3 separate regions of the Mus musculus genome follow, and regions 1 and 3 are each linked to region 2. The links are chromatin loops, found by intact Hi-C in ENCODE. Cell type or tissue: heart. All regions are shown on one strand.

Region 1 (8,000 bases), 47 kb after region 2:
GACGTGTGCCCACTGGAAGTTTTATTCTTTCTCTGTAGCTCACGGAAGACTCCCACGGCCATAAAACAGCACACGAGTCTGCACTCAGCTATTCTACTTTTAGCTTCTAGTTCTATTATCGCTGTGTGTGTATGCCTGTCTGTCTGTCTGTCACTCTATATGTAGGTGTGTGCGCACACGCAAGTGTAGAGGCCAGGGGATAATCTCGGATATCATTCCTCCAGAGTCTCCCAACTTTTATTTGAGACAGGGTCTCTCACTGGCCTGACACTCACCAAATAGCCTAGGCTGGCCGTCCCCAGGGGATCCATTTGTCTCCACAGCCTCAGCACTGGGATCACAATCACAAGTGTGTGTACCAACACCTAGCTCTTAGAAAATTGTGAAAAAAAAAAAAAAAGTCGGGCATAGTGGCGCATGCCTTTAATCCCAGCACTCAGGAGGCAGAAGCGGGTGGATTTCTGAGTTCCAGGCCAGCCTGGTCTACAAAGTGAGTTCCAGGCAGGGCTATACAGAGAAACCATGTCTCAAAAAACAAACAAAAAAAAAAAACAAAAACAAAAAAAAAACAACAACAACAAAAGAAAATTGTGAGCATAGATCCCAGTGACTGAGCTGGTCCTGGTGTTTGCTTTGAAAGCATGTTATCGAATGCACCATCTCCCCGGCCCCGCTTGACATATTTTTAAAATTCTTTTTCACATGCATTCACTTTATTTTTTGTGTCTAAATGTTCCATCTGCCAGTATGCGTGTGCACTATGCTCTTAGAGGTCAGAAGCAAGCATCCACCCTGCCCGGGAATTTTTTTTAAGGTTTATTTATTATTATATGTAAGTACACTATAGCTGTCTTCAGAAGAGGGTGTCAGATCCCATTACAGATGGTTGTGAGCCACCATGTGGTTGCTGGGATTTGAACTCAGGACCTTTGGAAGAGCAGTCAGTGCTCTTACCTGCTGAGCCATCTCTCCAGCTCTGCCCCGGGAACTGTTCCTTTGTGTGCAGTACCTACAGTGTCCAGAAGAGGGTGCTGGATCCCCTGGAACTGGAGCAACAGAAGGCTGTGAGCCCCTGTGTGGGTGCTGGGAACTGAACCCAAGTCCTCTGCAAGAACCGCAAGAGCTCTTAACCGTGAGCCCCTCCCCAGCCTTGCTTTAATGTTTTCTTGAAACAGACAGAGAAGTGGTTGTAATCTTTCACACTGAGCATTCTGTAACAACAGCATGGCAGGACACTCAGTGAGTCCCTAGGCCCCCACTCCTTCACAGATGTCACCGTGACCCTGGGAAGGTCTAAATAACTAGACCTGCTTTTATGCCTCATATGTTCATTTGTTTTCACAGGCCAGTTGTTGTGTTCTCTGGTGAGAGTTCTCACTATCTACTTCAAGTTCAAAGCTTCAAACTCATGATCCCCCTGCCTCGGCCTCTGAAGTGCTAGGATTATAGGAGTGAAACAGCATATCTGACCCACGGTTTTCTTGCTTGCTTGCTTGCTTGCTTGTTTGTAGACATTTAATAGAAGTTCATCATTGTCCTTGACAGATCTACTTATTGGTTCTAAGGCTTGCATGGGTCACCTCCTTCTTTGTCCCTTCCTATATAAGTGCTGCCCAGGCTGGGCCTCCAGTGCAGTGTGACAGCAACACCAGTTGTCTCAGTCCTGACCTGGGGACATACCACAGGGAATGCAAGGGACCTGCCAGCTTCCTCACAACCATGGATTTCCCTTCTAAGAATCCTAGTCATCCCAGAAGGGGACGGCTGGGGGGGGGGGGCGGGCAGGGTGGTCACAGGTGTTGGATTTGAGGACTTCCCACTCTGCGTCTGCTTGTTAATGCTCTTCTCAGAGCGGCCATCCTGCCGGTGACCTCTGCCCTTCTCTGTATCACTGCATCTGACTTCCTGAAACTTCACTTAGGAGTGTCTTATCTAGGTTTAGGGATAGTACGCCTGTGACTTCCTTTCCGTGACGTCCCTGTCTGGTTGTGCCTCAGAGGTCACAGTGACTTCTTATGAATCACTCAGAAATGCCCCCCCCACCCCCCACCCCCCACCCCCCGCGTCCTTTGAAAAAGGTCACATACAATGAAAACTGGTTTTCTTTTTCCTTTCCTTTCCTTTCCTTTCCTTCCTTTTCTTTTTATTGTCGTTGTTGTTCTTTTGAGACAGGGTTTCTCTGTGTAGCCCTGGCTGTCCTGGAACTCACTATGTTAGACCAGTCTAGCCTGCAACTCACAGAGATCCGCCAGCCTCTGCCTCCCAAGTTCTGGGATTAAAGGCGTGTACCACGATTGGCCAGCATCCCCCTGGCTTTTCTGTAGGTACGGAGAATCTGAACTCAGATTCTCTCGTGTGCACAGCAAACATTTTACCGAGCCATCTCCTTGGCCCTGCACCTGGGTTTTCTGTACAACCAGAAATGATAAAATGTGAGACAGACATAGTATAAGTCTCTTCATTTTGTATTTGTTTCCTTTTACTTCTTTATTTTGAGAGTAGGTCTAATATACCCCAGGCTGGCCTCAGATTTTCTATGTAGCCAAGGCTGGCCTTGAACTCTTGATCTTCCTACCTCTAGTTCCCAAGTATTGAAATTACAGGTGCGTACCACCATGCCTGTCAGATTTAGAAACCTTTATATCCCCTGATTTTCCCTTAAGGTTTGATCTTCCTTCCTTCCTTCCTTCCTTCCTTCCTTCCTTCCTTCCTCCTTTTCTTCCCTCCCTTTCCTTTTTTCTTTCTCATTCCCCTCCCCACCCATCTCTCTCTTTTTACCTTTTTTTTTTGTAAGGCCCAATTCATGTTCCACCCCCCCCCACCTCATGCTCCACTCCCAACACACTGTATTTCCATTTTCTCTAGTCATAAGAGCAGCCTCCCAGCTGGCTTTGCCTTTTTCACCACTAGAGCCTAGTGCAAATGGAGTCACGAGGATGAGCTGTCTTGTATACACCCGTGGTATACATCCACGGTGCTTTTGACACCTGTCCATTGGTGATGCCCTACCTCTGGGTGTGCACCTGTCCATTGGTGATGCCCTACCTCTGGGTGTGCACCCACAGTTAGCCACTAGCCCACCCTCTGAGTGTGTGCCTGGCTACTAGAGGTTAGCCACTCATTCTTTCCATGGGTAAGTGCTCCATACTTAGCTGTGAGCCACTCACCCAACCCCACTGGTGTGGAGTAGCCCCCTGCTGGCTAACCTAAACAGCTCAGCGATGAACACCATGTCCAAGTTTGGATGTAGACTTTCATCTTAGGGTTTCCTTGGGCATCTTCCTTCATGTTACTGTGATTCGATACACCTATGTGGCTGTGCACTTACATCAGCCAAAATAGATGTATGTGAGTTTCATAGGAAAACAGGGGTGTCTCAGGAGACCCAGCCACTGGTGGGGACTGAGGGAAAGCCTGAAGCCAGGCTGTGGTGCTGTGGGAACCTCTCTTCCCGCTGTGCATCCAGTCAACTCCTTCTGTCTCTGCCTGTGCCTGTCTTCCTCTCCTTGCGCTCCTTTCTCTATTCCCATCTTGTTCTTGTCCTCAAAAGCCTCGTCCTTCCCATGGGCAGAAGGAGCCTCAGCCACCCACACCCACATCTCATGAGATTCGGCCAGGATAGGGACCTTCCAGGTGCCCCACGCATGTGCAGAGCCCTGCCCTCACCTCAACAGACGGTGCCCTTCCTCCTTTGATAACCAAGCACGCTTTGTCAGAACTTATCAGCTTTTTACTGGCAGCGGCAGCAGCACACTAACCGAGTTGGAATTTATTGCACGCATCGTGACTGACCCCGTGTGCGTGGATGTTGTTTTGCAGCTTCAAGACCGAAGCACTTGCTGGTATTCATCAACCCTTTCGGAGGGAAAGGTCAGGGCAAGCGCATCTATGAAAAAACAGTGGCGCCTCTGTTTACCTTGGCTTCCATCACTACGGAGATCATCAGTAAGTGTGTCGGGCACTGGGGCATGTATGCAGGAGCCAGCTCGAGAGGGACTCACATGCCACCCCTGGAGGAGGCTTTATCCTAGAGCAGTGGTTCTCAGCCTTCCTAACGCTGCGACCCTTCAATACAGTTCCTCATATTATGGTAACCGCCCCCCCCCCCCCCCGCGCCAACCATAGAAGAACTTTTGTTGCTATTTCATAACTCTAATTTTGTTACTGTTATGAATCATATAATGTAATTCTCTGATAGATGACACCAGTGGGGGTCGTGGCCCCCAGGTTGAGAGCCACTGCCCTAGATGGTCATTTCGAGCCCAGTCGGGGGTGTTTTATACACTCGGTTGGAAGAAGGCAAAGGAAATAATGTACTGGGGGGAGGAGTTTGGGAGGGTGGTACTGGGAGCAGGGCTGGGATAGGGATGTTAAGTGAATAAATAAAATAATGGGAAAAAAACCTCTAATGTACTCAATGTACTTTGCCTATATATATATATATGTATATATATATATATTACTCACAGGAACAATGAGGAGATTTAAAAAACAAACAAACAAACAAACAAAAGAAAGAGTTCTTAGACAGGAAGTCCTTTCAGGAAAAGATACAAGTAGTGGATGTCTCAGAATGTCACAGCATAAGTCATTTTTGTAACCCCACATCATAGCACTCTTGTCATCAGAGGGATGCTGGTTTCAGAGGGGGAGACAGACACGGTCCACTGCTCCTGCAGGCCTTCTGGGGCTTGGTATGACTCTGTTAGTAAGACAGTGCAGCTGGGAAGGGCTGTCACCTCAGCATTCAGGAGGTTGACACAGGAGGACAGGGGTTGGAGGGTTGGAAGCCAGCCTGGTTACACAGAAAGACACTGCATCCAAAATAATAATAATAATAATAATAATAATAATAATAATAATAATAGCAATACAAGTCAAAAGTCTAAAAATGAAGAGGTTATCCCTTTATCCCCTGCTTCCAAATCTGCGAACAGTCAGGTACACCAAGATGGGCACTCAGGTATCCCTGGCACACTTCATGATAACAGCACACTGGTAAGACTGCAGATGCTCCCACCAGGAGATGTGGGGCTCCAAAGGAACACTAGACAGCAGCTTTATTAAAGCGACCTTTCGGGGGCTGGTGAGATGGCTCAGTTGGTAAGAGTACCCGACTGCTCTTCCGAAGGTCCAGAGTTCAAATCCCAGCAACCACATGGTGGCTCACAACCATCTGTAATGAGATCTGACACCCTCTTCTGGAGTGTCTGAGGACAGCTACAGTGTACTTTACATATAATAAATAAATAAATCTTTAAAAAAAAAAGCGACCTTTCCCAAGGGTTCTCCAGCATGAGGGATTGTGATGTGGGGACACACAGACTCAGAGTCAACCATGTGAGCACTAAATTTCACTCGCAATTTTGCCTTTTCACGTTGGGCACAAAGACTGTGGGCTAACCTTATCTCCTCCTTACATGTAAACGTATTTTAAAAACAAACAAACAAACAAATAAAATGACCTGTATAGTAAGTAATAAGTGCAACAAGCTACTCTTCATTGCTGTCAGTGAAATTCTCTGTTGGGGCTGTTAGAGAAATGGCTCAGTGGCTGAGAGCATTTGCTGCTCTTGCAGAGGTCCAGGGTCCCATCCCCAGCACCCACACTGCAACTGTGTGTATCACTTGTCTTCAGGGGCTCCACTGACCCTCTCTTTCTGTGGGCACTGCATGCACACGGTACGCATACATCCGGGCAGGCAGACACTCATGCACATTAACTAAAAAGAAAAGAAATTAGTTTCCGACATGTGCCAAGTGTTGTGCTGTGAGAGAGAGAGAGAGAGGGAGAGAGAGAGAGAAGAGTAGAGGTAGAGGAGAGGAGAGGAGAGGAGAGGGGAGGGGAGAAGAGGGGAGGGGAGGGGAGGGGAGAGGGGGGGAGGGGAGGGGAGGGGAGGGGGGAGGGGAGAGGAGAGGAGGGGGGAGGGGAGAGAGGAAAGAGGGGAGAGAGAGAAGAGAAGAGAGCACACAGGAGCAGAGGCTGGGCCAGAAACACGTGAAGAGAGAGGGCGGGAGGGGGAAGGGGAGAGGGAAAAGGGTCAGAGAGAAGAGTAAGTAGAAAGTAAGAAGAGAGAGTAAGAGAGCGAGGAGGGGACAAACAGCCCCTTTATACTACCTGGCTGTTGCCAGGTAACTACTGGGCGGAGCCTAGGAGGAATATCAGGTCTTGGTAGAATGGATCCTGAGATGGCCGTTTCTCACAGAGGCCGCCTTACTCTTTTGTAAAAAGGCAGTGAGGCAAGTCTGGGGTGGGACTTCTTGCGAGAAATCTTCCTGGGAGCTTTCTGGGACCTCTTATAAAATAGCATCAGTTGGCAGTTAGCTTACACATGGGTTCCAAGATGTGAAGATAAACGGTCCCATTGCAACATTTCCCCCCCACAGTTACAGAGCATGCCAACCAAGCCAAGGAGACTTTATACGAGATCAACACAGACAGCTATGATGGGTGAGTTGAGCTTGCTTTCCTCTTGGTCACAGACAGTGAACACTATCTGAGACCTACCCTGTGGGAGCTCTTGGGTTGCCCTGGACTGTGGGCATGTCTTCTGCCTTCCCTCCATGTCGTAGGACACGTTTGTCTGATGTACACATGTCTCCATGACCCTCTCCAACCATCTCCAGCATGGACAGCACACTGTAAACCCTATCCTGACCACCCAATATCTCCCCTTAGTTTTCCTTACCCACTTGTTTGACCTGGCTCTCACCTGGTCACCTCGACTCCTGTTTCCTGAGCTCCCAAGACTGTGCCCAGGGCTGGGGTGGGGGGCGGTGTTTGACAATAGGAGCAGGCTTCCCCTCTTATCTGGGCACAGCAAGGCCACCCAACTCGCTAGTTCCTCCCACATCAATCAAGGCAACCTCTCACAGACTTGGATGGCCGTAGGTCAATCTGATGGAGACACTTCTTCAGTTGAGATTCCTTCTTCTCAGGTGAGTCTAGGTTGTGACAAGTTGACAGCACTGGCTGCTCTTCTAGAGGTCCCGAGTTCAAGTGCTGCCAACCACATGGTGGCTCACAACCATCTGTAATGGGATCGAATGCCCTATGAGGGCCTCTCAGCAGCTACCGTGTGGGGTTGCTGTTTCTTCCTGGAAAGCTTGCATCTCAATTCACAAATGTCTTTTAACTTTTAATATCTATTTTTGCAGTATTGGGGATGAAACCCAGGCTGTTTGTATGCTAGGCAGGTTCTTTGCCACTAAGCCATCCCAGCCCAAGTTAGAGTTTGTTTGTTCGTTTATATTGTGTATGTGTTGGTTTGCTTGCGTGTATGTAAGTACATGTACCATATGCAAGCCTGATAGGCAGAAGAGGGCATCATCTTCTCTGGAATTGGAGTTATAGAGAGTTGTAAGCTGCCACGGGGATGCTAGGAATAGAAGCCAGGTCCTCTGGAGGAGCAGTGTGTGCTCTTGACCACTGAGCCATCTGTGCAGCCCCCTAAACCATAGGCATTTGATGATGGCTGACCAGGCACATGTGTACTCTCTGCTTAGAAACCACCAGAATGCCTGATCCCTGGCAGGAGAAGCCAGGGTTTGTGAAGAATCCCATTTGGAAAAGTAAATTAAGCCGGGCGTGGTGGCGCATGCCTTTAATCCCAGCACTTGGGAGGCAGAGGCAGGTGGATTTCTGAGTTCGAGGCCAGCCTGGTCTACAGAGTGAGTTCCAGGACAGCCAGGGCTACACAGAGAAACCCTGACTCAAACACCCCCCCCCCAAAAAAAAGTAAATTAGGCAGGATGGCCAGACCTCATCACGCAGGGGAGGGGGGTGTTCAGAAACCATTTCCAAATGTCTGGTAGGCCAATCTTGCAAGCTACCTCCAACCCCCCCACCCTCCACCCCCACCCCCAGCTACTGCAAGAAGAGGACTAACAGGCTCAACAAACCTATGCTTCTCCTGCAGCATCGTGTGCGTAGGTGGGGACGGCATGTTCAGCGAGGTGCTGCATGGGGTGATTGGGAGGACGCAGCAGAGCGCTGGTAT
Region 2 (8,000 bases):
GAGGGTCGTTCAAGTGCATTCGATAACTCCGACCCTTTAAAATTCTCTAGTAGATAAAGATACTGTGCAACTCAGCAATTTCCCTCAGGTTATACGCCCTGGAGCGGAGAACCCAGCTCTGCAAGGAAAAGAGTGTTCATTTCATTTTCCCTCCTAGTGGAGGTGGGGGTGGGAAGAAAAGCAATCAAAATGTCATCTGCAGAAGAATTGACAAACGAGTTTCCCCGCTAGAAAACTCTGGTAATAAAAAATAAATTCACTTTTACAGACATCAACATTAATTTCACACGGTTGAGAGAAAAGGCTATAATGGATGCATGTGGCACAATACCGTTTAGTAGTGCTCTGTTTTATTAATACCATTTTTTTTAAAGCATGAGAATGCTAAAAGCCAAATCCAGAGGAGTGTTTGCCCTCTGGGTGTTGAAACAATAATCAGAAAATTCATAGGTTTCCTTGTGCTGTCATGATAGTATCTTAAAGCAGACTATTGTCAGGTGCTTGTGACAGTCTGTGTGGTTTTTCCGCATCTATGATCTTTGCATGTACATTAGCGTGTGTCTAAGCTCCTGCTCTGCTCTGCACTGAGCTGCTGTGAACTCCGGGGTGAGGCAGATTATTCAAACAATGCAGTCAAGAAACGGCAGGGTTCACTGGGAGGCTGGAGGAATGAGGAGGGAGGTCGCACTGGGTCTCTTGTGACCAGGACTTGAGGCTGTGTAGGTGAGACAGCACAAAATGCAAGGAACATCATCGGTTAAGGAAAGAGATGAATCGAGAACCAGTGGGTAACACAGGTCTCAGTGTGATGGCTGGGAGGCCGAGCTGAATGGCCATCCCAGCGCTCCTTCCCACTCCCCAGCTTTGACGCTCACTCCTTCTTCCCTCTCTCCCTTTCTTCCCACTCCTGTGAAGTTCCTTGAGCCTTGAGGACAATAGACTAACTCAGACGTTTCCTTTAGGCCTGAGTACTCAATAGTCTGAGTTGTTCTGAGTCTCTGAATTGACTGTTGCCTACTGCAAAGAGAGGCGATAAACATCAATGTTTAAAAGGCAGTTTGATAACAGGCCCTTTTAGCAAGACAGCCGCAGTAGGTTTTTCCCTTAGGGCCTATGACCTCCCAGGCTATGGACTTTTGACCAGGCATGAATTCCCTCCTGTGTAACAGGCTTCAGATCTCATTTTTAAAGTGGCTGATTAGCCCACACCACTCTTGCACGACTTGCCTGGCAGATCGGGTACCATAGCATTCAGGGTCCACCTGTGGCAGAGCCTGGGATGTTCAGCACCGTTCCTCCTTAGCACTGACTGTCGTGTTCTCTGACCAAGAACTGCAAACAAGATCAGAAGCTCTGATTCACCCAAGGTCCCTCAGAGACGTAGCCACCTACATCTGCTCCACAGGAGCTGGCAAACTTTTGTGGCAGCTGCCCAGTAAGAAGATGGTTCTGTTTGGAAGTGAGATGTCCCTCACAGGCTGCTGTATGTAAATCCTTCATCCCCAGCTGCTGTTGGCTTTAGGGAAATGGGAAACCTTTAGGAAGTGGGGCCTCAGTCGGAGAAGCATATCACTGGGGGTACACTTTAAGAAATTAGCTTGGCCCAAGCTCTCTCTGCTTCCTAGCTGCCTATAAAATGTAATCAGACTGGGACCACTCCTACTGTACCCTCTCAAGTCACCAATCAAAATAAATCCTTCCTCCCTGAAATTACGTGTTCTTCTCACTACAAGAGCAAAGCGGGAAGCATGTGGTGAAGACTGGGTGTGTTAAATGTTTGTCGAGAATACAGTTGAATGTCGGGCGTGGTGGCACGCCTTTAATCCCAGCACTTGGGAGGCAGAGGCAGGTGGATTTCTGAGTTCGAGGCCAGCCTGGTCTACAGAGTGAGTTCCAGGACAGCCAGGGCTACACAGAGAAACCCTGTCTCGAAAAACCAAAAAAAAAAAAAAAAAAAAAAAACAGTTGAAATGAAAAAAATATGTGTGTGTGTATGTGTGTGTGTGTGTGTGTGTGTGTGTGTGTGTGTGTGTGTGTGTGTGTGTGTAGCATATCTGAAGAGGAGTTAATATACACAAACCTTGTAAGTAAGAAGATCAAAAATTCCATACAGAGGTCTGGAGAGATGACTCAGCTGTTAAGAGCACTGACTGCTCTTCCAGAGGTCCTGAGTTCAAATCCTAGCAACCACTTGGTGGCTCGCAACCATCTGTAATGGAATCCCTCTTCTGGTGTGTCTGAAGACAGCAACAGTGTACTCATATACATAAAATGAACATATTTTATACATATTTTTAATTCATATAGGAAATAGATACAATTTTTATAATTAAGTATGTGTTTTAAGAAAAGCAAAATTAATCAAGACATTTTAAAAGGAAATACAAATTGTAAACAAAAACAGGACACATGGCACAAACCTGTAATGTCAACACCCAAGAAGCAGAAACAGGAGGATCTGGAGTTCAGCCTGAGCTGCACAAAAGGAGACTTTAAAAATTAATAGAAGGGCCTGGAGAGATGGCTCAGCAGTTAAGAGCACTGACTGTTCTTCCAAAGGTTCTGAGTTCAATTCCCAGCAACCACATGGTGGCTCACAACCATCTGTAATAGGAACTGATGCCCTCCTATGGTGTGTCTGAAGTCAGTGACAGTATGCTCATAATAAATAAATCTTTTAAAAGAATTAATAGAAAATACATGAAATAGCATTCATCTCTAGATTGACAAAGATGAAAAAGAGTGAAGTATAGCCACGTACCCAAGAGACTGAGACAAAAGGATTGCAGGATCAAGGCCAGCATGTAAAACTTAGCAAGACCCTGTCTCAAAATTTTAAAGTTTAAACATTAAAAGGACTGTGGATATAATTCTAGATAGGATGATTACCTACCAGGCTTGAGAGCCCAAGTTCAACCCCCTCCCCCCGCCCCAGTAACAGAATAGGTGTGGACATATATGCCTTTAATCACAGCACTTGGGGAGGCAGGTGGATTTCTGTGAGTTCAAGGCCAGCCTGATCTACATAGAGAGTTCCAGGACAGCCGGGGCTACATAACAAGACCCATTCTCCAAACAAATATTCTTCAGTGAAACACATACCCATGCACACATGTGCGTGCACACACATACACACACACATACACACGACGTGGCTGAGAAGCATCAGAGTCAGTGAGAGTGTAAACCAGGTCCACATTTCTACAGTGCCATTTGACAAACCGAATGAGTGCAGAACTCTACAAACGTACAAACTTTTCTCACTTCAGCATCTAGGCGTTTACCCTACAGAACTGGGCAAAGAGACACACATCTTCAGTGCCATCTCTACCACTATTGAAAACTGAAAAATGACAGTCATACGTCCGACTGTAAAAGCAGTGGGCTAAATGAACTGCGACACAGCTGCCGGTGCAGGGCAGAGTAACCCTCAAAACAAAAACCCTGTCTCAAAAAGTAAAAAGAAGGCTGGGATACAGTTCTGTGGCTGAGCAGGATATCAGTATTCACGAGGGCCTAGGTCACTAGAAGAATAGAAATAATTTATGGGCTACTATTCATTGGAAAGACACATTTCCATCTTTTGTTAGATTGCATTATACATGTAGACTGAGAAGATTCTAGACTTCCACTGTATGAGTTAAAATGTTTCCAGATGAACAAAACATACACTGACTTAAACAATTACAGGAAGTTACTGGTTGAGCAATGGAAAAAAAAAATTGGAATAAGTCACACTTTGGATATAGCCAGCCCAGGCTGCAGGTCCACTTAGGAACCAGGCTCTTGCCTCTGGCCTCCTTCCGGTGGTAATAAATGCTGCAAACTGGCTTCCCTCATTATCATAGGATGGCTGCCAGTACCCAGTGAAGCGGCAGGCATTCTAGTTCAGAGCCACTAGGAGCTTGCTGTGTAGTAATGAATCCAGTCCTAAGCCAGGCGTGGTCACGCCCAGGTGGATACCTGCACTGCCTGGCTTCAGTTTAGATACCAGTTGTCTCTGTATCTACATGTTCCACGTCTGACTTTTGATTATCTTTTCCTAAGTAGAACAGTATGACAACTACCTCATAGATTTGCATGGTATTGGGTGTTACATAAGCTATGACTAAAGTCCATGGGAAGGTATGTGTAGGCTCTGTGCAAATACTGTACTCTGTGCTCACGCCACAGGTGTCCACATACATGTAGAGCCCAAGCCAAATATCTTGTCCAGTCCCTCTACACCTTTTTTTTTTTTGAAACAGAATCTCTCACTGAACTTCGGACACACTGATTTGGCTAGAGTAACCAGCAAACACTAGGAACCCCTGTCACTACCTCCCCAGCCGTGGAGTTACAGACATGGACCACTGTGCCCAGTTTTTTTATATGTGCAGCAAACACATTGCTAAGTAAGCCATTTCTCTAGCCACGTTCTTTTATATAACAGATGGACTGACCTGACACATCTGATAATTGAGGGGGGAGGGAATCTATAGTCTCCAAGATTGGCTGAACTTGCCATCCCTACAGCAATCACTCTGATTGGCTTATACCACTCACCCCTGGACAAGGCTTAGGGGCAGACCTTTTCTATCCCCCTAGTCCACTAAAATGCAGGGCTTTCTGGAAGATGGATGACCATTCAAATCAACTTCTAAAAGCACCTTAGTGTTAATAGTCCTGCCTGGGCTGAAGGTTAGCTAAGGGCAAGTTATTTATCAGGATACATGTACTATATTGCCAGTATATCTTACAAAGCCTGCCTTGCGTGATCACTCATCAGTTTTACTATGGTGAAGCTTTCCCATAGCAGAAGCTAGCCATGCCTCTTTTTATTTATTTTATTTTATGTGTATGGGTGGTTTGCCTACATACATGACTGTGCACCATGCACATGCAGTTCCCGTGGAGGCCAGAAGAGGGCATTGGATTCCCAGGAAGTGGAGTTACAGACTCTGAGCCACTATGAGGGTGCAGGAAATCCAACAGAAAAACAGCCAGTGCTCTTAACTGCTAGGCTGTCTCTCCAGCTGTTTTAGTTAGGGTTCTATTGCTGTGAAAAAACACCATGACCAAGACAACTCTTACAAAGGACAACATTTAACTGGGGCTGACTTGCAGTTTCAGAGGTTCAGTCCATTATCATCCTGGCAGGAAGTATGGCAGCATCCAGGCAGACATGGTGCTGGAGAAGCCCAGTTCTACATCTTGATCTGAAGGCAGCCAGGAGGAGATTATCTTACCCACTGAGAGAAGCCTGAACATAGAAACCTCAAAGCCCACCCCAACAATGACACACCTCCTCCAACAAGGCCACGCCTTCTATAACTTGGCCCACACTTCCTACTAGTGCAACTCCCCATGGGCCAAGCATTCAAACACTTGGGGGGGGGGGGCAAACCTATTCAAACCACTACACCAGCCCATTGTAATCTCCTCATGTCAGCATCCCCTTGTTCCCAGTGAGGTTGGTTCACTGCGATTTCTGCAAGTGGGGTTTGAAGAGTTCCAGCCTTTGAGGTGTCTGATAGTTTGTCTATTTTCAATTCATAAGATATTTAAATTGTCTTATTGCAAAACAAAGAGGGTCCAGGGCAGAGATGCTGGATGGATGTATCTGATACATTGAACAAGCTGGGACAACCAGGGGACTTTCAGGATGAATGTATCACACAAGTGGACAGGTAAGTCAGAAAGAGTTCCCTGGCAGCAGAGAGAGCACCGCGAGAGCGTCTGTCCAGGCGCTGCACACCCTGGCTCTGGTGAGCAAGCCCCTCCGACCCCATGCACACGGCTCCTTAGTGTTGTCTCGGTCTCATTGGCCCCAGGGTTTTCCGGAGTGACACCTGGAGAAGCAGTGAGTGTCTGACACTGTGAGTTGTCCCCAAAGGCAGCAACTGTCAAATGGGAGGCTCAGAGTGCAGGAGGGGGCGGGGACTAGGTTCCTCCATTTGCGCAGGAGAGGGAGAACAAACCCGCACGCATGCGCGACAGGAGAAAGGAAAGAAAACTTCAGTGGAGCTTTTGCCACTTGGATCCAACTCTTCCTGAGCCCTTCTCTCCTTGCTCTTAATTACAGGAAAATGTTACAATGACCTTGATGACACACAGTGCAGCTGGGAAGAGGCCCTGGAGGCCAACCCTGGGCAGGCTCCACCCTCGCTCTCTCCAGCTTCCTGCTTCCTGGCCCCCTTTCATCCTTGAGCTGCTGTGGTCTTCACATCTCTGGGTACTGAAGAAGAGAACAGACTCCTAGGGGGGGGAAGCACCCAGCCTCCACAGCTTCTGCAACCCCAGGGCTGTTGACAGAGGCCATGACCCTGTGACTCAGGCCAGGGTCAGTCCTGCAGCTGTCCCTCCCTCTCTTGCTGCTAGATGAAGGATTGGGCTAAGGGCAGCCTACCACCAGGGAAGAGCACTATCCAGAAAGAATGAGTGTCTTAGGCTGCCTGGGGTGGAGCTGCTCAATAAGAAAATGTGTTGGAGATGAGGAGCCTTGGCAGTGTCAAGGAGCCCCATGGAAGCAGGACCTCTTATGCCTGCATGGAACCCAAAGTCCTCCCTTAACCAGTTTTCTGGTTCTTAGAGACAGGGTTTCGCTGTAGAGCAGGCTGGCCCCGAACTCACAGAGCTCTGCCCTGCCTCTACCTCCTGAGTGCTGGGATTAAACATATGTGCCACCACCGCCAGGCTCCTAACCATCTTTGCTTCCCTCTCCTGACCCTCACAAGGCAGTGGGAGGGTGGGAGGTTGGGGAAGTTACTGCTAAGCATATCCACTTTGGATGCCAAGCCCTGTGTGGAAGGGATTGGCCAGCAGATAGCCCACTATGGCAGGCAAAGGACTCATCTCCAGCAGGGAACTGGACCCCTTGAGTAGAGGCTGCCATACGGTCTGTTATCCTCACTGCTCGTTCTGCATCTAGCAAGTCCTCAGACGGACTGTGTCTGAAACCCAGCTCCTCGTTCTAGCCTCACAGTTCTGGCTAGGTGGATAGCCCAGCAGGCGACAACCTTCCTCACAGTGTCTCTGGTCAGCAGCAGGCTGGATGTTCAGAGCATGCTCATCAAATAAACTAGACCCAGAAGGCTATAGAGCCACAGAAGCCTTGTCCCAAAGCACAGGACACTCTTGGCCCTTCCTGATCCTACCACCCAGTTTACAGTGGAGGGGTGAAAGGGTCAGAGTCAGGTCTTCAGGTTCTTCTGGGGTGAGAAGAATGGGCTTAGCTCAGGGCTGGGTCTTGTCCTTTCTGGTGCAGACTTGGTAGTGTTGGGAGGGGGTGGGGAAGTGGCCTGGGCTTCACCTTTCCAGCCTATAAATTGAGGATTATGGTTTCTGCCCCGCCCAACCCACAGACCTTCTGTCGAGATCTGGGGGAGGCAGATGAGTGGGGTGGGGCGGGGGGAGAACTGGAGTAGAGAGGGGAGAGGTTAAAGGGAACAGAGAGCTGAGTCAGAGCCTCCTCTTTTTTTTAAAGCCGAAATTGAGCAACTAGATAGATCCTCAACCCTAGGCTACCCACTGTGGGTTCTCAGCTCAGGGCTCCTTCCTAAGGGCTGTCAAAGCTGGAATGTGGTTTGCAGGCAGCAGGCAGATGCCAGGGAGGACGTGGCAGACAGAGCCGGAGCTGGGCTTGAGAGCACGCCCTGCCCACTTCCTTATTTTTCTCTCTGACTCCTGTCAGTCACTGGCCCCAGATGCTGCTATTGCCTGTCCCAGCCACAGCTGGTTTTCCAACCTGCCAAGGGTCCTGCCCATGGCACAGCAGGGACTATGCAAACCAAGGGAGAGGACCCTGACTCCCACCAGCTTCCCCCAGGAATCTCTCCCCACCATGACGGCCCATTCTTCTCCAGAGACGTGTGGCCCATCACACAATGGTAGCTCAAGAACCATCAGTGGCTCTGGGTGTCTATGGGACACCAGGACTGCTGTTAGGTTCAGACTTCTCAGAGGGTTCCTTCTTTTTCTCCCTTTGCCCAGTCCTCTCTGCATTGACTCCAGGATCCTTT
Region 3 (8,000 bases), 66 kb after region 2:
GAAACAGAGAATTCTAAAAATTACCCCTAATGAAGTATAGGATTCTTATGTATGTATGTATTTTAAAGATTTATTTATTTATTTTATGTATATGAGTACACTGTCACTGTCTTCAGACACACCAGAAGAGGGCATCCGATTCCGATTTACAGGTGGTTGTAAGCCACCCTGTGGTTGCTGGGAATTGAACTCAGGACCTCTGGAAGAGCAATTAGTGCTCTTAACTGCTGAGCCAACTCTCCAGCCCTCTTTAAAGTATTTATATCTATGGAGGATTTTTAAAAGTGTGTGTGTGTGTGTGTGTGTGTGTGTGTGTGTGTGTGTGTGTGTTAGTGTCCCAGAATTTTCCCTGTCCAATTACATTAGTGCAGAGGAGGCCTGTGATTGGACAGGGAAAGGGAAGGCGGAGCTAAGAGTTGCAGAGACAGAGAACATCTCAGGGGAGAGAGGAAGGAAGATGGCTGCGGACTTGAACCCGAATGGCGTTTACCAGCCACAAGTAGCTATGATGATTTCACAAGGTTAGAAATATTGGAATAAAGCTTTTATCATTATCAATTGGCTCTGAAATTATTGTATTGGCATTTTGTAAATTGTGATATGATTGATATATAAATTTGATTGGTTAATTAAGCTTTAAGAGTTTTGATTCTACTGGGTAATTAGGTGTTGAGATGGCTGACCATGGGGTCTGTGGGACATTGTGTGGTAGCAAGAAGAAGAGGGGCCACCGCTGGAGAGATGGCCCAGCGGGAGCCCTGTGGCCCCATGGTATGGCTAGAGAGTTGGTGGGCCTGAAGGAGTCCAAGAGCCTTAGTTCAGCCCTGAGGAGAGTTGGCGGGTTCGTTTTTATATTTCCCGCAACATGTTAGTGCGATTGCTCAGAGAACAGGCGTGTTGGATTCCCCTGGAACTGAAGTTACAAGTAGTTGTTGAGCTGCCTAATGTGAGTTCTGGGACCCAAACTTTGAGTCCTTTGCAAAAGTGGTCTGAGCTCTCAACCTCTGCACCATCTCGCTAGCCTCAGACCTGAGATTTCAAAGGTATCGGCAGTCGTGTGAAGCTCCCAGGAGGACAGCGCACATCCGGTCTCTAAGTTGTTAGATGAGGAGGGTCGGCGGCCTGGAGACACTGTTGTCTGCGTCTTCACAGGACCACGAGTCCTGGCTGGCTGAAGCAGCCGAGGTGAGAGGCTTGCCTCACCCACTCCACTCACCACCGCCCCACCATGTTTGCCTTGACAGTTCGACTTCACTTTCGTTGAAGTTTATCGAGTCAAGAAATTCCACTTCACGTCGAAGCACGTGGAAGACGAGGACAATGACTCGAAGGAACAAGAGAAGCAGAAGTTTGGGAAGATCTGCAAGGACAGACCCTCTTGCACTTGCTCAGCCTCCAGAAGCTCCTGGAACTGCGATGGCGAAGTCATGCACAGCCCGGCCATTGAGGTCAGGTGAGTGGGCCGCACCCCCGCCACCCACCCAGACGGCTGTCCACAAACGCTGTCTCCGCCCAAGGGTGCCTCACAGATGTCACCGGAGCTCCCTGGGGATCGCGGCAGAAAGCACCAGGCGTTGCTTCCCCCGTGTCCTTATGCCAGGCGTGGAAGCTGTGTGATCCGACCTTTGCATGGGGCAGGTGCTGACTCTGTGGCACTATGTGTTGCCGACAGGGGTTTTGAGGCTCTTCTGATCTATATTCTCTTTCTTTGCCATCCTTGCCATTCTGTCCTTGGTGTCTGTCAGTCATAGTCCCCCCTCTCTAGTTAAAATAAGCAAAAGTGACTGGCTTCCTAGGTACTTTCTAAGTCCTGGACTCCCCACCCTCCCCACCCCCCCCCAATTCCCACCCTCACTCCCCACTCCGTGCCCCAGGTGCCTGTGGTCAGTGACAGGTGCTCAAGGTTGGGACGTGGAGCACCAAGCAGGAGTCAGAGGGATCAGGACGGGCATGCTGATTCTGTCAGGCAAAGAGCGAGCACATATGAGCTTCAGAGGAGCCCACAGAGGCCACACCACACAGCCTTAGGGGCCTTGGAAGCCTCTGGTAGCCCACAAGGACATGAGCAAGAACCTGGGGCCAGGTGGCTGGCTCTGAGTGACTTCACCCATTTAGTCACCGAGGTACGCAAAGGCAGCTCAGGGTCACTCTTAGCCAACAGGGTTGGTACTGAGCTTTAACGGGAGCCGCCCCTGGAACTTGCTAACTACGCCTCAAGTGCCCAGCATCCAAGCAGCAAGATGCTGGAGGAAGGCTCTCATGGCCTTTCTCGTTGGTGGAGGGCACTTGTTCCCCAACATGTGGTGCTGGGATAGAAACCAACAGAACTGGCCAAGGAAAAGTCTCTCCCCACAAGAAGAATAAGGCATGCTGTCTTTTGAGAACAGACTGTCAGTGCGGTTGTAGAGCACATTCGGAGACCTCAGGAGAACTGGGAGATTCTGGGAGGTGCGGGGTTCGGGGGGTCGGCTGTGAGTGATGAGACACACGTGGAATCTGAACACTGCTATTTGTGCCCGCAGGGTCCACTGCCAGCTGGTGCGCCTCTTTGCTCGGGGAATCGAGGAAGAGTCATAAGCAAGAACCCCAAAGCCCAGGAGCTGTCGGCCTTGAGCTCGGGGAGTGTGGAAATTACTTAAGAAAAATTCGACAGACCAGTTATGTTGATATATCCATTTGAATTTAGAAATTTATTTTTGATAGGTAAATCTTGGTTTTTAGAAAAGACAGCTTTGTCAACAGTTCTGTATCCATACCTGGTACCCTCGGCCCCGCTTCCGAGTCGCTTTTCACTTCTTCTCAGCAAATGGCACTTGCTGGTTCCGGGCATTGGCTTCCTAGATTTTAGCCATGCCGACCGTGCATATTTCAAGACAGCCCCTTAGTGGGCTACACTGCAATAATTTTTAGGGACATTATAATATGACTACGTCCCAGGAATCAGGTTACACCATCTGGTCACATGGGTAAAACCCGGTCACCTTGACCCCTTTGGTGGGACTTCCTCTGGAATTGTCCGTGGCCAGGTTTGGGAAGGTAAATAGCTGTCTTGGCCTCCGCTTTACACACACCTTCATTTACGATCAGGACGTCGCTATGTGGCCCTTGCTGCACACCACAACTGACTCAGCGAGGTCCTCCGCACAGCCATGCCTGCAGAGCAGGGCCATGTCACAGCGAGAAGACACCCAGGGTGACGTCTCATCCTCAGGATCCCCCACGTCTGCTGCCATCACAGCCGCATCCCGTGAGACAATTCAGCAAAGCGCCCACTTGGAAGCTTCATTCTGTCAGCCCTGGTAGCCTGCACACCCTGGCCAAGGCAGTCTGAAGCACTGGCTAAGAGGAGGCTCCATTTGGAATCAAAGCACTTCTACAGCTGGGTTTTGAAAGAGGTAGGGGGTGGCGGGGACAGAGAGTCACTGACACACACAGAGGGTACTCGGTGAGTTCGATACCACCCTCAACCTGACTGTCACCAGCGAATGGTGGGTGATCTCGGGTCACCCCCAGGTACTCTGGTGCAAGCCTTATGTCTACTCCTGGTTCCACATCCATTCTTCCGCACTGTGGATTCTGTTCTTATTCATAGCTTTCTCCCTATCCATCACGTCTTGGCTATTTGCTCTGTCTCCACAAGGGGGCGCTAAGCTGCTCAGGCCGAAGCCCTGGGCGCATGACCAGTTTTCCTCTGAAGGCATTCCCAACCCAGGGGCTTCTCGGCCACATACTATGGCCTGTGCTGTGTCTCCAGATGGATGCATCTGAAATGTGTATAAAAGGGTTTTATGTGAAATTCAGGCCTACACAGCTTAAACTTGACTTGCAAACGGGGAAGGGCACTGACTGTTACAAGAGCTGGTTTTAGGTTCTGCACTGGGGGAAGTGTGCATCTCGTGCTGGTCCAGTTACTCGCTACAGAATTCTGCAGGCCACACGGCTTTCCAGGTCCTCTTGCACTGACTTCTGTTTCGAGGCATACACAAAATCCTCTGTTTAGTATTCAGTCCCATCCAGACAAAAGAGCAGCTGTAAAGGCGGCCATGTTCAGGGACCACTTTAAAGGCAGTTGTGCGGCGGTGCTATTTAATGATTGTCGAGTAGAAAGCTGGCTAGAAAGAGTAAATGAACTAGCAGTTTCTATCCAGATCTGTCCCTGGATGGGCAGAGCCCAAAGGTGCCAGCCTAGCAGCTCTGTGAGTAGGTAGGCAGCCCTGGAGCAGCGTGAGGGCCGATGCTCAGTTGTCCACCTCAATGTGGCCCCTCGCCCCCGGCATTCCAGAGGGGGCTCAGGGCCCGAGGCAGCTGTGGGTGCCCCTGGATCTCAGGAATTGCACTGTCCTCCAAGGACTCAGGTCTTCACTGACCTTGCTACATGATACCCACGCCCTGGTCCACCCCTGCCGCTGCCAGGGCTGGAGGAGAGATGCAGTCAGAGGATGCTTTGCCGGTGCTTAGCAGTGCAAGCCACGCTCGGAATCTCCAACCCCGGCGCAGTCATGGAGCATCATGAGTGTCAGACACTTAGGGCCCTTGACACGGCTGCGCAGGATTGGGGGGGGGGGCGTGCTGACATTCACAAGCAGTAGACAGTCTTCATGATGCTTTTTAGATGCAATACCCCAAACTTCCCGGGTCTTAGGTATTTTAGGAGGAAAAAACAGGGGTAAAGGTTAGACAGTGGCAACTTAGGATCCTGTTAGGGTCTGGCCCATGTTTTAACTCCCACTGGTGCATACCAATTAGGCAACAGTCATAAGCTGTAACTTATTTTTGTTTATGGAAACTAAGTAGTGGGAACGGGGACCGGGGAGCGGCTGGTTTCCCAGAGGATGCTTCAGCCAATGCAATCTCCTGGAGCTGGGAGCACTGACTGGGAGCACTGACACAAGAATGGCCCAATTATGCCTCCTGGTCTTGCTGGCTTCAAGATTAGAAAGTGGCATATTTGATCTGGTATATTTGAGAAGACAAAAAAAATAATAATAAAGTTACTTTGGGCAGACTATGGCCTCCCCTCATCCTCATTTACAAGTTCTTTTCAATGCAGATTTTTTTTTAAAAAAAGAGAAATGAAAACACAGTTTAATGAATTTTTGCTAAGAAACTGAATGCCACCCTAAATACTCATGGTGTTCTTCCTGACTTATCTGCTCCCCCCACCCCACCCCCACCCTCCTGGGTCACTCTGCTGACATTTTAACATTTGAGCAGACCCTCCTTGTGTCACCTGGTGTGTGTCTCCCATTGCATTGTTATTTAGCTAGTAGGCTCTGCCATTAGCCTGAAGGAACCGCACGGATACAGCTGTGCTCATATGGTACAGCTATGCTGAGTAGAGCATGAATGCTGTCTCTGTAGAGCCAGCCACAGCAGCATGTATTGGGGTCTGCATGCACTGCGCCTTCAGACACTCTGCCTGGCCTAAGGGAACCAGATGAGCACCTCAAACAGGACTAGGCATGGTGGCGTTATACAGCTGAGAGGTCGTGCCACAGGCTCAGGAAGGACAACTGCAGAGGCACAGAGAGGGTGAAAGAGGAGTGATTAGGATCAAATGGTGGGATGAGCTCTCGGGAGAGCTGAGAGTATTCTATTTGCCAAGTTCCAAGGGAACTCTGACTATGCTATGGCACAGCACCAAAGCCAGTGTGTGCTATGAATGGATGGTTGGATGGATAGGACGGTAGGTGGATGGATGGATGGATGGATGGATGGATGGATGGATGGATGGATGGATGGGTGGGTGGATGGATGGATGGGTGGATGGGTGGGTGGGTGGGTGGATGGATGGATGGATGGATGGGTGGATGGGTGGATGGTATATGTTATGGATAGAGAGAAGATGGATGGATGAAGTACATGTGTATGAAGTGTGGATAGATGTCAGGATGGGCCAGTAGCGGGATGATGTGTGGGTGAATGCACAGAACGTGCAGTGCCCGTCCTATGGCCCTGTAGCCCCTTTCCAAAGATGTTTGGGCAGCTTACTGGCCGCTCATTTGGGGCAGAGGTGGGGCCAGGCACCAACCGTGTGCCCATCTGGGTTTTGACTCCCAGGTTTTCTCGTATCTCCCCTGTGCCCAATGTCAGTATCTGAATCAATAAAGTCACAGCTTTGCCAGAGACCCTTCTGTTCAGAATCCCAGGGTGGCAGAGACCACAGCTCAATGGAGCCAAGGCCAACACTGCAACCCCAAGGCACTGCCTGGTCCAGACTCCCCCTCACACACCCAGGGCCAGCTACTTTTCCGGTCTGTCTTCTGGGATCCCCAGGACTACCTCCTGCTCCTAGCTTCCCTCACACCAGGGGGCGCAGTAGAGCAATCAGCACCCACTCCCCATCCCATTTCATACCCAAGCCTTCAGTCTCATAGACAGTTTTGTGCTCGACCCAAATGGCACTAGTGGCCACGAAGACTCTGGTATGGTATAGACCTGAGAGTTACCCAGCTGATCTACCAACCAACATCTACACACTCAGCTAAGAACAAAGGATTCCTCAGACTCAGCACAGAGCATTTTAGGTTTATTAAATAAAAATTATAATTTATACAAGACTTTGTATCTAAACAAGGTTTTCTTTTTTTAAAAAAAAAAGTGACAGAGGATTTTTTTTCCTATCAGTTCTTTATAGAATATGATCCTTTTGTAGAACAAAAGTTACACCAGCAACAATTATGTACAGATCCAAAACAGACTCAAGCTTCACACATACAAAATTGAACATTCTAGGTCAGTGATTAGTGAGCAATTAAACACCTGCCCAGATCACACAATCCAGTACAAACCCCAGTGTCTCTGTAAGGATGCCTAGAAGCTACATAGGCCCCTGGCCCAGCCCTGACCCCCTAAGCTCTACTCAAAGATCTGCCGGTGGCTAATGGTAGAACTTGGGGCCACCTCCCTGACCTACTGCCCTGACCCATGGTCAGTCTTCATCTCTCTTTCCCAAAGAAAGAGACTCAAACTAAACCACGTATTCCACCCTGAAAGCCTTCCCTGCTTAAGGCCTCTCTGTAGCACACCGGGGTGGCAACACTCACAACCCAGGCACCGCCAGGGTCCATGAAGTGTTAGCCACCATGTGTGGCTATCACCCATGAAGCCATCCTCACGGACAGGTCAGAGGCCATGTTGCCTTCCCTCTGGCACGTTGGGGTGCTCCTTCTCTGATTCCGTGCTCTTCATAGCACAAGCATATTCCAGGGGCCCAAGCCACGGCCCTGGGTCGAGGGTCCCGCCTCCCCATCCAGACTCCTCCGTCTATGTACCTGGAGCTGTGTGGCCTCTGCTACGCATCTGGAGTGGTATGTGTGCTTGATCTGGTTGCCTGGCAAGCCCTTCCCACCCCCAGTGTGTGGCCTGAAGTCCCCTGGGAATGAGGTGTCATGAGCCCAAGCCACCGGGCCTCACACCTACGCCGGCAAACGAGCGTTGGAGCAAAGGTAAAAATTACATTTGAAAAATGGTACAAAAATAAGAAAGACAGCTTGCTCTCTGTAAAAAATATAATCTTCTGTTTCTTCAAAAAAGCAATCTCAGTGACATCTGAAGGACTCGGGACAAGCTGAAGGAGACAAGAGTGGTCCACCTGGGAGATTCACAGGTGGCGTCGTGGTTGCCCCCCCCAGAGGCCCAGGCCTGCAAGATCGCCCACCTGTGAAGTCTCCACCTTTGTCGGGGCAGGGAGCATGGGTGGGATGGGATGTGCCTTACCCCTGCAGAGCGTGCAGTAAGAGACAATAAATACTGTTAGATGTTAGAGGACAAGGCAACTCTGGCCCCTAACCTCTAGGCTCTGCCCACAGCTGTCTGCTGTGGCACAGGGTCCTCCCATAACTCCAGAGTGACTGCAGCCTGGAGGCCAAACGCCAGCCAGATGACCATGGAGTCTCTCACTTAACAGCAGGGTGGAGAATGCTCGCCCCGAAACCTTCCAAAGAGCCAAGTGTTAAAAAGGTGTGCTTTTGCCGACACTACGCCAGTCTGGGCCCTCA

Evidence for each region. Peaks named below come from ENCODE experiments on the same cell type or tissue, not always from the same donor. Only the 100,000 strongest peaks of a DNase experiment are listed, where the experiment ranks them.
Region 1: it touches region 2 in a loop (2.0-fold over the local background); 11 of 42 quality-filtered maps call a loop at or near these places.
Region 3: a loop joins it to region 2, with 2.1 times the contacts of the local background. A loop is called at or near these places in 5 of 42 quality-filtered maps.

Annotation. Positions count from the first base shown.
Region 1 is chr15:86,155,039-86,163,038 of GRCm38, reverse strand. Cerk (ceramide kinase) reads left to right here. Exons shown (of 13, transcript NM_145475.4): 4 at 3,820-3,945; 5 at 6,388-6,451; 6 at 7,920-8,000. Among named protein-coding and RNA genes, the nearest start is that of Gm15569, 27 kb to the left of the region's middle. In heart, CTCF peaks have their summits at 1,015 (motif pointing right), 3,194 (motif pointing left) and 3,795; a DNase peak (open chromatin) is centred at 3,068.
Region 2 is chr15:86,202,389-86,210,388 of GRCm38, reverse strand. No RefSeq gene overlaps it. Among named protein-coding and RNA genes, the nearest start is that of Gm22818, 6.3 kb to the left of the region's middle. In heart, CTCF peaks have their summits at 3,849 and 4,890 (motif pointing right); DNase peaks (open chromatin) are centred at 3,818, 4,908, 6,008, 7,658 and 1 weaker place; H3K4me3 peaks cover 592 bases; H3K27ac peaks cover 958 bases; H3K27me3 peaks cover 6 bases.
Region 3 is chr15:86,136,135-86,144,134 of GRCm38, reverse strand. Gramd4 (GRAM domain containing 4) reads right to left here. Exons shown (of 19, transcript NM_001379572.1): 19 at 6,509-8,000. Cerk (ceramide kinase) reads left to right here. Exons shown (of 13, transcript NM_145475.4): 12 at 1,245-1,453; 13 at 2,523-5,034. The coding sequence ends at 2,577. Among named protein-coding and RNA genes, the nearest start is that of Gm15569, 46 kb to the left of the region's middle. In heart, CTCF peaks have their summits at 3,633 (motif pointing right) and 6,310 (motif pointing right); DNase peaks (open chromatin) are centred at 6,297 and 7,319.